Regions from separate parts of the Homo sapiens genome. Here region 2 is linked to region 1. Evidence: chromatin contacts called from ENCODE Hi-C or POLR2A ChIA-PET data. All regions are on one chromosome and are shown on one strand. The core of a region is the stretch at or near the end of the contact, and the rest is flanking DNA. Distances in the headings are between cores, read along the strand shown. Region 1 holds the start of OAS2 (2'-5'-oligoadenylate synthetase 2). Region 2 overlaps TMEM233 (transmembrane protein 233).

Region 1 (4,929 bases), core at 1,815-4,314:
AAAACAGACATATAGACCAAAGGAACAGAATCGAGAACCCAGAAACAAATCCACAAATTTACAGCCAACTGATTGAGAAAGCACCATGAACACACATTAGGGAAAGGATACTCTCTTCAATAAATGGTGTTGGGAAAACTGGATATCCATATGTAGAAGAATGAAACTAGGCCCCCGTCTGTCATCTTATAAAAAATTAACTAAAAATGGGTTAAAGAGTTAAACATAAGGCCTGAAATGATAAAATTAATAGAATAAAGCAGAAGAGTAATGCTTCATGATATTGGTCTATGCAAGTATTTTGTGGCTAAGACTTCAAAAGCACAGGCAACAAAAACAAAAAATAGACAATTGGGACTATATTAAATGAAAAAGCTTCTGCACATCAAAGGGAACAATCAAGAGTGAAAAGACAAGCTGTAGAATGGGAGAAAATATTTGGAAACTATTTTTCCAACAAGGGTTTAATATCCAGAATATACAAGGAACGTGAACAACTCAACAGCAAAGAAAACAACCCATCCCATTAAAAAGCAGCCAAAGGGCCTAAATAGACATTTCTCAAAAGAAGACATACAAAATGGCCAATGGGTATATGAAAAAATGCTTGACATCACTAATCACTAGGGAAATGCAAATCAAAACCACAATGAGATACCATCTCACCCCAGTTAGAATAGCTATTATCAAAAAGACAAAAAATAAACGCTAGCAAGGATTTGGAGTAAAGGGAATCTTACACACTGTTGGTGGGAATGTAAATTAGCACAGTCATTACGGAAAACAGTATGGAGGTTTCTAAAAAAAATAAAAATGGCACTGCCATTCAATCCAGCAATCCCACTACTAGGTATTTATCCAAAAAAGGGATAACTGCACCCTCATGTTTATTGCAGCACTATTCACAAAAGCCAAGATATGGAATCAACCAACGTATCCATCAGCAGCTGAATGGATAAAGACAATGTAGTATATATACACAATAGAATACTATTCAGACACAAAAAGAATGGAATTCTGTCATTTGCAGCAATGTGCATGGAACTAGAGGTCATTATGTTAAATGAAATAAGTCAGGCATAGAAAGACAATATTGCATGTGTTTATGTGGAAGTTAAAAAAAGTTGATCTCATGGAGGTAGAGAGTAGGATCATAGTTACCAGAGGCTGGGAAGTAGAGGAGGAAATGAAGAGAAGTTGGTTAATGGATACAAACATACAGTTAGATAGAAGGGATAAATTCTAGTGTTTGATAGCACAATGGGGTGACTATAGTTAACAATAATTTATTATATATTTCAAAATAGTTAGAAGAGAAGATCTGAACTGTTCTCAACACAAATAAATGATCAATGTTTGAGGTGATGGATATCCTAACTACCCTGATCATTTCACATTGTATCCATGTGTCCAAATATCACATGTACCCCATATAAATATGCACAATTATGTAAAAATAAAAAAACACAGTAGAATGGACAAATGTGGAATATTCACATAATGGAATTGACACAACAATGAAAAGATAAACAACTGTACCCCACAACATAAATTTCATAAACATCATAGGTCAGAGAAACCACGCACTAAAGCACACAGAGCCCATGATGCCATTTATGTAGGGTTCACCCATGCATCCTGGTTTACATTCCCAGCTTTCACACCAAGAGTCCCACATCCCAGGAAACACCCCAATCTTGGATGAACTGGGATAGTTGGTCACCCTATAATTGTAAAACGTTTAAAAACAGGCAAAACGTGTCTATGCTGTTAGAAGTCAGGAGATTGCCTACCTGGGTTTGGAGGTGCTGACTGGATCGGGGGCCCAGGGCTCTGGGGGGCTGAGAATGTTTTGTTTCTGGATCTGGGTGGGGGTTACACAGTTACATTGTTTGTGGCTACCTATCAAGCTGGACACTTTGATCTGGGCACTTTTTCTGTTTTACTTCCATGAGGAAAAAAAAATTGAGAGGCAGGATAGTGTAGTGGTTAAACATGCATGCCCTCAAGCCAATTACCCAGGCTTAAAATCCCAGTTCTGACAATAGCTATTAACCAAACTTGCCTTAGCTTGCTGGCCTGGGCCAGGGCTGGGGACACCACGTGTCTAGATTTCTTTATTGAGGCACTAGCGGATGTGTGCAAGGGGTAGAGACCAAAAAGTGTGGCAGCAGCAGAGAAGGGACGTCAGCAGCTCAGGAGGCTAAGAGGATAGTATTGGGCCATCAGGACCCCCACGCCCCCAATTCTAGGGTCCTGGCATCTCCCCAGTCCCCCTTCCTCCCCAGAGGTCCAGAATTTTCAGCCTCAGTCCTGAGATTTGTGTCCACAAAACCAAATATTTCTAACTGATAAAAGCCACTCCTTCTTGCTGCGGAGAAACCACAAGGCAACCTGGGTAGTTTGAACAAAGTTCTCTAGCCTCCCTAAGTTTACTCCTCTGTACTGTGGAGAGGATAGAAGAAAATCGCAGTGAGTAATCACAGTGAATTCACTGAGCACTGCCAGTCTTTTGCTAAGAACATGATGTGCTCAAGCCTTACGATACTCTGAAGTGGGTATTATGCCTCTCCCCATTTTACAGAGTCAGAGACTGAGGCACAGAGAGGTTAAGTAGCCTGCCCAGTGTCACACAGCTCTGGAGCAAGCGCCTGCTCCAGAGCCTGAGACTCCTACACCACATCCCACCCAAGTGTGGGCCTCGCACATAATAGGCACCCAGCACCCAGTAGCTCGGCCTTGCTGCCGCCGTGGAATCTCCTGCCTCCCAGAGACCCAACCTCAGCCCTGGACTCACTATGGCCACTCCCTGCACCAGGGGGAACTGTTCGGGTTCCTGCAGGACGTCACAGATGGTGTTCACCATCTCGTCGATCAGTGTCTGACATTCTTCGTAGGGCTTCAGGTATTCCTGGATAAACCAACCCAGCTTCTGAGCAGGCACCGAGGACAGCTGGGACTCCCCATTTCCCATTGCTCTCAGCTGGCTGCCGGCAAGACAGTGAATGGTAGGATGGGAGGCAGAGGAATTCTTGCTGCTGCCCAGAGCCAGGAAACTGAAACTGAAGTCTAGAGGCCTCTCTCCACCCACTGCAGCGAGCTTACCAACTCTTGTATCCGGGACAGGGAAACAAAACTAACTTAAGCTCAGAGGCTCTGCCCTGCCCCTTGCAGTGAGTTTACCAACTCCTGCATCCGGGGCAGGGAAACCAAAACTAACTTAAGCTCAAATGCTCTTCCCCGCCCCTTGCAGCAAGGTTTACTGACTCCTGCACCCCAGCAGGGAAACCAAAACTGACTCAAGCTCAGAGGCTTTCCCTGTCCCCGGCAGCGTGGTGACCAGCCCTTCAGGGGCTCCCCAAAACTTGAGGTTAACTAAACAGCCTCTAGAACCCCATTGTGAGGGCTTCATACCTGCTAGATGTCTGTCCTTGAGCACATCGCCTGCCCTCTTCGCGCCTCAATTCCCCCATCTGTAAGCTGGGGGAAAATGGCAGCTCTCTCGTAGGATTAGCTTGATGATTAAATAATACCTGCAAAGTGCTTAGAAGCAGGGGCGCACAGGTCATCTTTTGAGGCTCTGTCCCTTTCCCCCTGTTCTCAGTGGCCAGGGAACTCACATTCAGGGAAAGCGGCAGAGAGGAAAAAGAGACCCAGAGAGGGAACTGACTTGCTCAGGGACACACAGCAAAGCAGGGACCTAGCTGGACTCAGGTTTTGGTCTGCTTCTGGGTAAACACAGGCCCCCGTGTGGTCAGCGGGTGGGAACCTCTGTGTGTCCAGTTTCTCAGCACACTTGTGGACAGCCGAGGGACCGTATGAGGCACTTGTCCAGCCTCGCAAGGGCAAGAAAACACACCCCAAGTGTGTGAGCCAGAAAGGAGACAGACATGCAACTCCTGTGCCCAGAGCTTTGAAAACAAAACTCGCAGAGGACTCCCAGCCAGCTGCCTTGGCCCAGCAATAATAATTCACAGAGAAGGCAAAAATCTCCAAGATGTAGTGGGGGACCAGGGCCCTTCCATACTGGGATGGTTAATTTTATGTGTCAAGTTGGCTGAGCCCAGGTACCCAGATATTTGGTCAAACATTATCCTAGATCTTTTTGTGAAGGTATTTTTTAAAGATAAGATTAACATTTACATTGGTAGACTTTTTTTTTGAGTAAAGTGGATTATCATCTGTAAGGTGGTGGGCCTGATTCAATCAGTTGAAGGCCTTAATAGACTAAAGACTGAGCTCCCCCAAGGAAGAGGGAATTCGGCTGCAGTGCCTTGGCCTCCACTTGCAGCAGCAACTCCTTCCTGGGTCTCCCACCTGCCAGTCTACCCTGCCGATTTTGGATTTGCCAGCCTCCACAATCACATGAGCCAATTCCTTAAAATAAATACCTCAAAATAAATATAAATACCCTGTTAGTTCTGGAAAAACCTCGATTAATGCACATGCTCATTAAGGGCCTTTCCTGCCCTTATCCAACTTTTACTGCAACACCGAGAGGTAGGCAGGCTGGGCAGGCGTAGTCCTAAGGTTCCTTTTTCAGATGAGAACATGGAGGCTCACAAAGGTGGAAACATTTGCCCGTGATCACACAGCTAGGAAGTTGTCAGGCTAGGTTCTCACACTAACACACTGCCTGACTCCAAAGCCTGTGCTTTATTTGTTATTTAAAAAAACACTTTATTTTGAAGTAATTTGAAATGCTGAGAAAATTTACAAGATGCACACAAAGAACTTCCTTAGACTTTTTAGCCATTATATTTTTTACCACATTTGCCCCTCATTTTCTTGCTATTTATACATTTTAGGAGGTTTTTGTTTTGTTTTGTTTTTGAGACAGAGTCTCACTCTGTCACCCAGGCTGGAGTGCAGTGGCGTGATTATAGCTCACTGTAGCCTCACCCTCCCAAGCTCAAGCAATCTTCCTAC
Region 2 (4,929 bases), core at 1,507-4,006, 6.6 Mb before region 1:
TCATTAAACATTAAATTTCCAAAATGATCCCCTTTGACTCCATGTCTCACATCCAGGTCACACTGATGTAAGAGGTGTGTTCCCATGGCCTTGGACAACTCCACCCCTGTGGCTTTGCAGGGTACAGCCCCCTTCCCTAGCTGCTTTCACAGGCTGGCATTGAGTGCCTGTGGCTTTTCCAGGTGCATGGTGCAGGCTGTTGATGGATCTACCATTCTGGGTTCTGGAGGACAGTGGCCCTCTTCTCACAGCTCCACTAGGCAGTGCCCCAGTGGGGACCTTGTGTGGAGGCTACTACTGCATATTTCCCTTCCATACTTCCCTAGCAGAGGTTTTCCATGAGGGCTCTGCCCCTGCAGCAAATTTCTGCCTGGACATCCAGGCATTTCCATACATCCTCTGAAATCTAGGTGGAGGTTCCCAAACCTCAGTTATTGTCTTCTGCACACCCTCAGGACTAACACCACATGGAAGCTGCCAAGACTTGGGACTTGCACCCTCTGAGGCAATGGTCCAAGCTGTACCTTGGCTCCTTTTAGCCACAGTTGGGGCTGAAACAGCTGGGATGCAGGGCACCATGTCCAGAGGCTGCACACAGCAGGGGGTCCCTGGGCCTGGCCCATGAAACAATTTTCCCTCCTAGGCCTCCAGGCCTGTGATGGGAGGGGCTGCCTTCAAAGTCTCTAACATGCCATGGAGACATTTTTCCCATTGTCTTGGTGATTAACATTTGATTTCTGCAGCTGGCTTGAATTTCTCCCCAGAAAATGGGGTTTCTTTCTTTCTTTTTGTTTTTTTGAGATGGAGTTTCTTTCTTGTTGCCCAGGTTGGAGTGCAATGGCGTGATCTTGGTTCACTGCAACCTCCACCTCCCAGATTCAAGCAGTTCTCTTGCCTCAGCCTCCCGAGTAGCTGGGATTACAGGCATGCACCACCATGCCTGGCTAATTTTGTATTTTTAGTAGAGACAGGGTTTCTCTATTTTGGTCAGGCTGGTCTCGAACTCCTAACCTCAGGTAATCTGCCCACCTTGGCCTCTCAGAGTGCTGGGATTAGAGGCATGAGCCACCGTGCCCGGCTGGGGTTTTCTTTTCTATCACATCATCGGGCTGCAAATTTTTCAAACTTTTATGATCTGCTTCCTCTTTAGTGCTTTGCCATGTAGAAATTTCTTCTGCCAGATCCCCTAAATCATTTGTCTCAAGTTCAATGTTCCATAGATCTCTGGGGCAGGGGCAAAATGTCGCCAGTCTGTTTGCATAGCAAGAGTGACCTTTACTCTAGTTCCCAAAAAGTCCCTCATCTCCATCTGAGACCACCTTAGCCTGGACTTCATTGTCCATATTACTATCAGCATTTTGGTCAAAGCCATTCAACAAGTCTCTAAGAAGTTCTAAACTTTCCTACATCTTCCTGTCTTCTGAGGCCTCCAAGTCTCTAGGAAGTTCCAAACTTTCCCACATTTTCTTGTCTTCTTCTGAGCCCTCCAAACTGTTCCAATCTCTGTCTGTTACCCAGTTCCAAAGTTGCTTCCACATTTTCTGGTATCTTTATAGCAGCTCCCCACTCTCTGTGGTACCAATTTACTGTAATTGTCTGTTCTCACGCTGTTAATAAAGACATACCTGAGACCGGGTAATTTATAAAGGAAAGAGGTTTAATTGACTCACAGTTCCACAGGGCTGGGGAGGCCTCAGGAAACTTATAATCATGGCAGAAGGAGAAGTAAACATGTCCTTCTTCACATGGTGGCAAGAGAGAAAAGAATGAGTGCTGAGCGAAGGGGGAAGCCCCTTACAGAACCATCAGATCTTGTGAGAACTCACCCACTATCACAAGAACAGCATGGGAGAAACTGGCCCCATGATTCAATTACCTCCCACTGGGTTCCTCCCATGACACATGGGGATTATGGGAGCTACAATTCAAGATTGAGATTTGGGTGGGGACAGAGCCAAACAATATCACCCATGTACATTTTAATAACCATGACTACAATCAGGAAACAGAAATGCTCCATCACCACAGAGAAATTCTCCCTGTGACTCCTTGTAAGTCGCACCTTTCCTCCACGTCCATTGTCTGTTCACTTATATTTGTGGTGTTTGGACATTGTTGAGTTCTTTTCTAAGCTATAGCACTCATAATTTCATAAGCCAACCACCCGTATTTGAGGGTGCTAAGCAGCCAGTTGCTGTCTCTCTTCATCCTGCAAAGTATTTTAAAATGAAGGGACTTCAGTTTCTTTCTGGTTTTAATTTTCCTCTGTTATCCAAATGGATCTTATAGAACAAGAGCATAGTCTAATGTTCTAAGAATTCATGACACTTCACTCTTAGGATATAGAACACATGGGTTCTCATCACGTATTTCATAAGGCATGCAGGAGTCTCCTGCAGTGACTCTTCTCTTTGCTCTGGGCCTAGGCTCATGTTGGCAAAACGGAATAACAGTGTTCAGGTCTTGACCAGATGCCTTGAACCAGTGAAGGCCACACTTTGATAGAAGAGTGAGCAAGGTCCTCTCTCCTGTAGTAAATGCTAATGATCTCATGGTCACTGCAGCTGGTTATTTCAAACTTATTTATACACCCCTTCCCTGGATGGACACATGACACCTAAATACCCACGGGGGGAAAGCTGGGCAGAAGTCAGAAGTGACGGTGACCATTTCTATGCTGAACCTCAAAAAGGTTGCTGTGGGGGACGGCAAGACAGTCATGAGGCTGTGCCAGGCAACTCCTGGCATCCACACCTCAAAGAAAAAGAGTCCAGAGTAACCCCATAAATTTTGATAACTGGCACTGAATACCGGTAGGTCTAATGTTCTGAGAGTTCATAACACTTCACACCAGACGGCAAAGCTACTCCACTGCCCTAAGCCAGGAAAATGTGGAAAGTACTTTGTCCTTTCCTTCTGGTCTTCAGATCAGAACTCTTGCTACATCCCACATGATACCCTGGATGAGACAGCAGTACCTATGGGATTGCTGCCAGTGAAGACCGGAGATGAAACTCTCCAAAGTTATATTTTTATATCTCCCTGTATTCATGGTTCCCAGTTCTAGCTGCAACTTAGAATTACCTGGGGTGGGAAGCTTAAAAAATTCCTATACCCAAGTTCCTTCCCAAACCAACTGAATCAGGCTCTCTGGGGGTGGGACCCCAGCATCAGAATTTTTTTTTGAAAGTTTTTCAGGTTATCCTGAGTGCAGCTAGACTTGAGAACCACTGTCCTAGATAGACAGCCATTCATTAATTCATTTATTTGAAAACTACTTCTTGAGTATCACCTGTGTGGCTGGCACTGCTCCCTGCCCTCATGAGGCTTACTTTCTGGTGGAGATAAAAAATAAGTAAACATGCAAATAAATAAGATGAATACAGAATATTATTAAGGCAAAGAAAGTGGGGTGGAGGAGGCAGTTTTTTTTTTTTTTTTTTTTTTTTTTTTTTTTTAGCAGAAAGCGGGTAGACTGAGACCTGAGGGTTTGAGAAGAAGCCAGGCCTGCAGAGAGCAGTGGGGAGAGGATGCCTGGCAGGGAGGATGGCAATTATAAAGGTCTGGAGGGGGGAAAGAACTTTTTTATTGAAGGTTCCCCCCAAAATGCAGTGTGGCTGAGCTGTAGGAGTGAAAGAGAGAGGAGAGGGTACAAGAAAGGAAAGAAAAGAGAGGAGAGAGGAGAGAGATGAGATAAGGCCAAAGGGGAAGCCAGGAGCTATATTAGTCATAATAATGAATCATCATATTAAAATTATAGTTAATATTTATTGAATATTCTGTGCCAGGCCCTGGACTAACCACTATATGTACATCATATAATTGATTCCTTACAATAACCCCCATGGGGATAGAAGTAATCTTATCCCCTATTTTACAGATGAGAAAACTGAGACTCAGAGAGTGGGACACCAACAGTCAAACAGTGTTTCTGTGTTCAAAAGCAACTTTCTAAGGGGACTACAAATGTAACCAAAAGTTAGTGCATCCATCCACAAAGCCCTTAGGATAATTATTTTATTATGCCCCAAAGAAATTAAGAGCAAGATTTGATGTACTATTTGATGCACAGCACCAGGTAGATGACTTTACTTAAATTTAATAAAAATTTGGTTACTGATAGAGAACATAGGGCAAGTATATCTAAGCTGTGCTACTAATTTTACTGTCAAAAATTCATTTTCTTTGTTCTTGCCTCTCTCTCTCTCTCTCTCTCTCTCGTTGAGATGGAGTCTCTCTCTCTCTCACCCAGCCTGGAGTGCAGTGGTGCAATCTCGGCTCACTGAAGCCTCCGCTTCCCACGTTCAAGCGATTCTCCCACCTCAGCCTGCCAAGTAGCTGGGATTACAGATGCACGCCACCATACCCAGCAAATTTTTGTATTTTTATTAGAGATGGGCTTTCACATGTTGGCCAGGCTGGTCTTGAACTCCTGACCTCAGGTGATCCACCTGCCTCAGCCTCCCAAAGTACTCCCTGCTGGGATTACTGGTGGGTAGATGGGATTCGAACATTGTGCTTCCTCAGCTCTAAAGTCTTCCATGGCTCCCTATTTCCCTGGGAGAAACTCACATTCTTCATTCTGCCCTTCCCAACCCTGCAGGAGTGGCCCCTGCAGGCTCTCCTATCTCGTTTGGAGCCTTTTCCCTTGCTCACTGTCTCCCCGTTTCCTGCCCCCGTCTGTGTCCAGGTCATCTCCTCTCTACTTGTGGCCCTCTTCTCTTTCTGTCTCGTGTGGCCAGCATCTGCTCATTCTGGTCTTGGCTGACCTGTTGGCACCTTCAGGGCAGCCTTCTCAGGCCTCCTCATCTCTTCATTTTTTATTTTTTGAGACAAGGTTTTACTCTGTTGCCCAGTGGTGCAATCATAGCTCAGTGCAGCCTCAAACTCTTGGGCTTAAGCAATTCTCCAGCCTCAGCCTCCAGAGTA

Evidence for each region. A loop is a pair of places that touch in the nucleus more often than their neighbours do. ChIA-PET counts read pairs that join two places held with the same protein, here RNA polymerase II (POLR2A).
Region 2: a loop to region 1 is called in a map of vagina, with 21 times the contacts of the local background. The contact joins the enhancer-like site here to the promoter of OAS2 in region 1. A Hi-C loop is called at or near these places in 1 of 168 maps with a recorded cell type or tissue (vagina). POLR2A ChIA-PET finds 5 or more read pairs at or near these places in 1 of 52 experiments (Panc1).

Annotation. Positions count from the first base shown.
Region 1 is chr12:112,976,654-112,981,582 of GRCh38, reverse strand. OAS2 (2'-5'-oligoadenylate synthetase 2) reads right to left here and starts at 3,064. Exons shown (of 10, transcript NM_002535.3): 1 at 2,798-3,064. The coding sequence starts at 2,974. RefSeq lists enhancers at 1,900-2,049, 2,160-2,239, 2,410-2,489, 2,710-3,519.
Region 2 is chr12:119,613,703-119,618,631 of GRCh38, reverse strand. All of the region lies in intron 1 of TMEM233 (transmembrane protein 233), which reads right to left. All of the region lies in intron 1 of PRKAB1-AS1 (PRKAB1, TMEM233 and CCDC60 antisense RNA 1), which reads left to right. Among named protein-coding and RNA genes, the nearest start is that of TMEM233, 22 kb to the right of the region's middle. Within about 2 kb of position 2,756, at least 2 of the 41 ENCODE cell types and tissues checked have a DNase peak (open chromatin) inside an H3K27ac peak, as active enhancers do.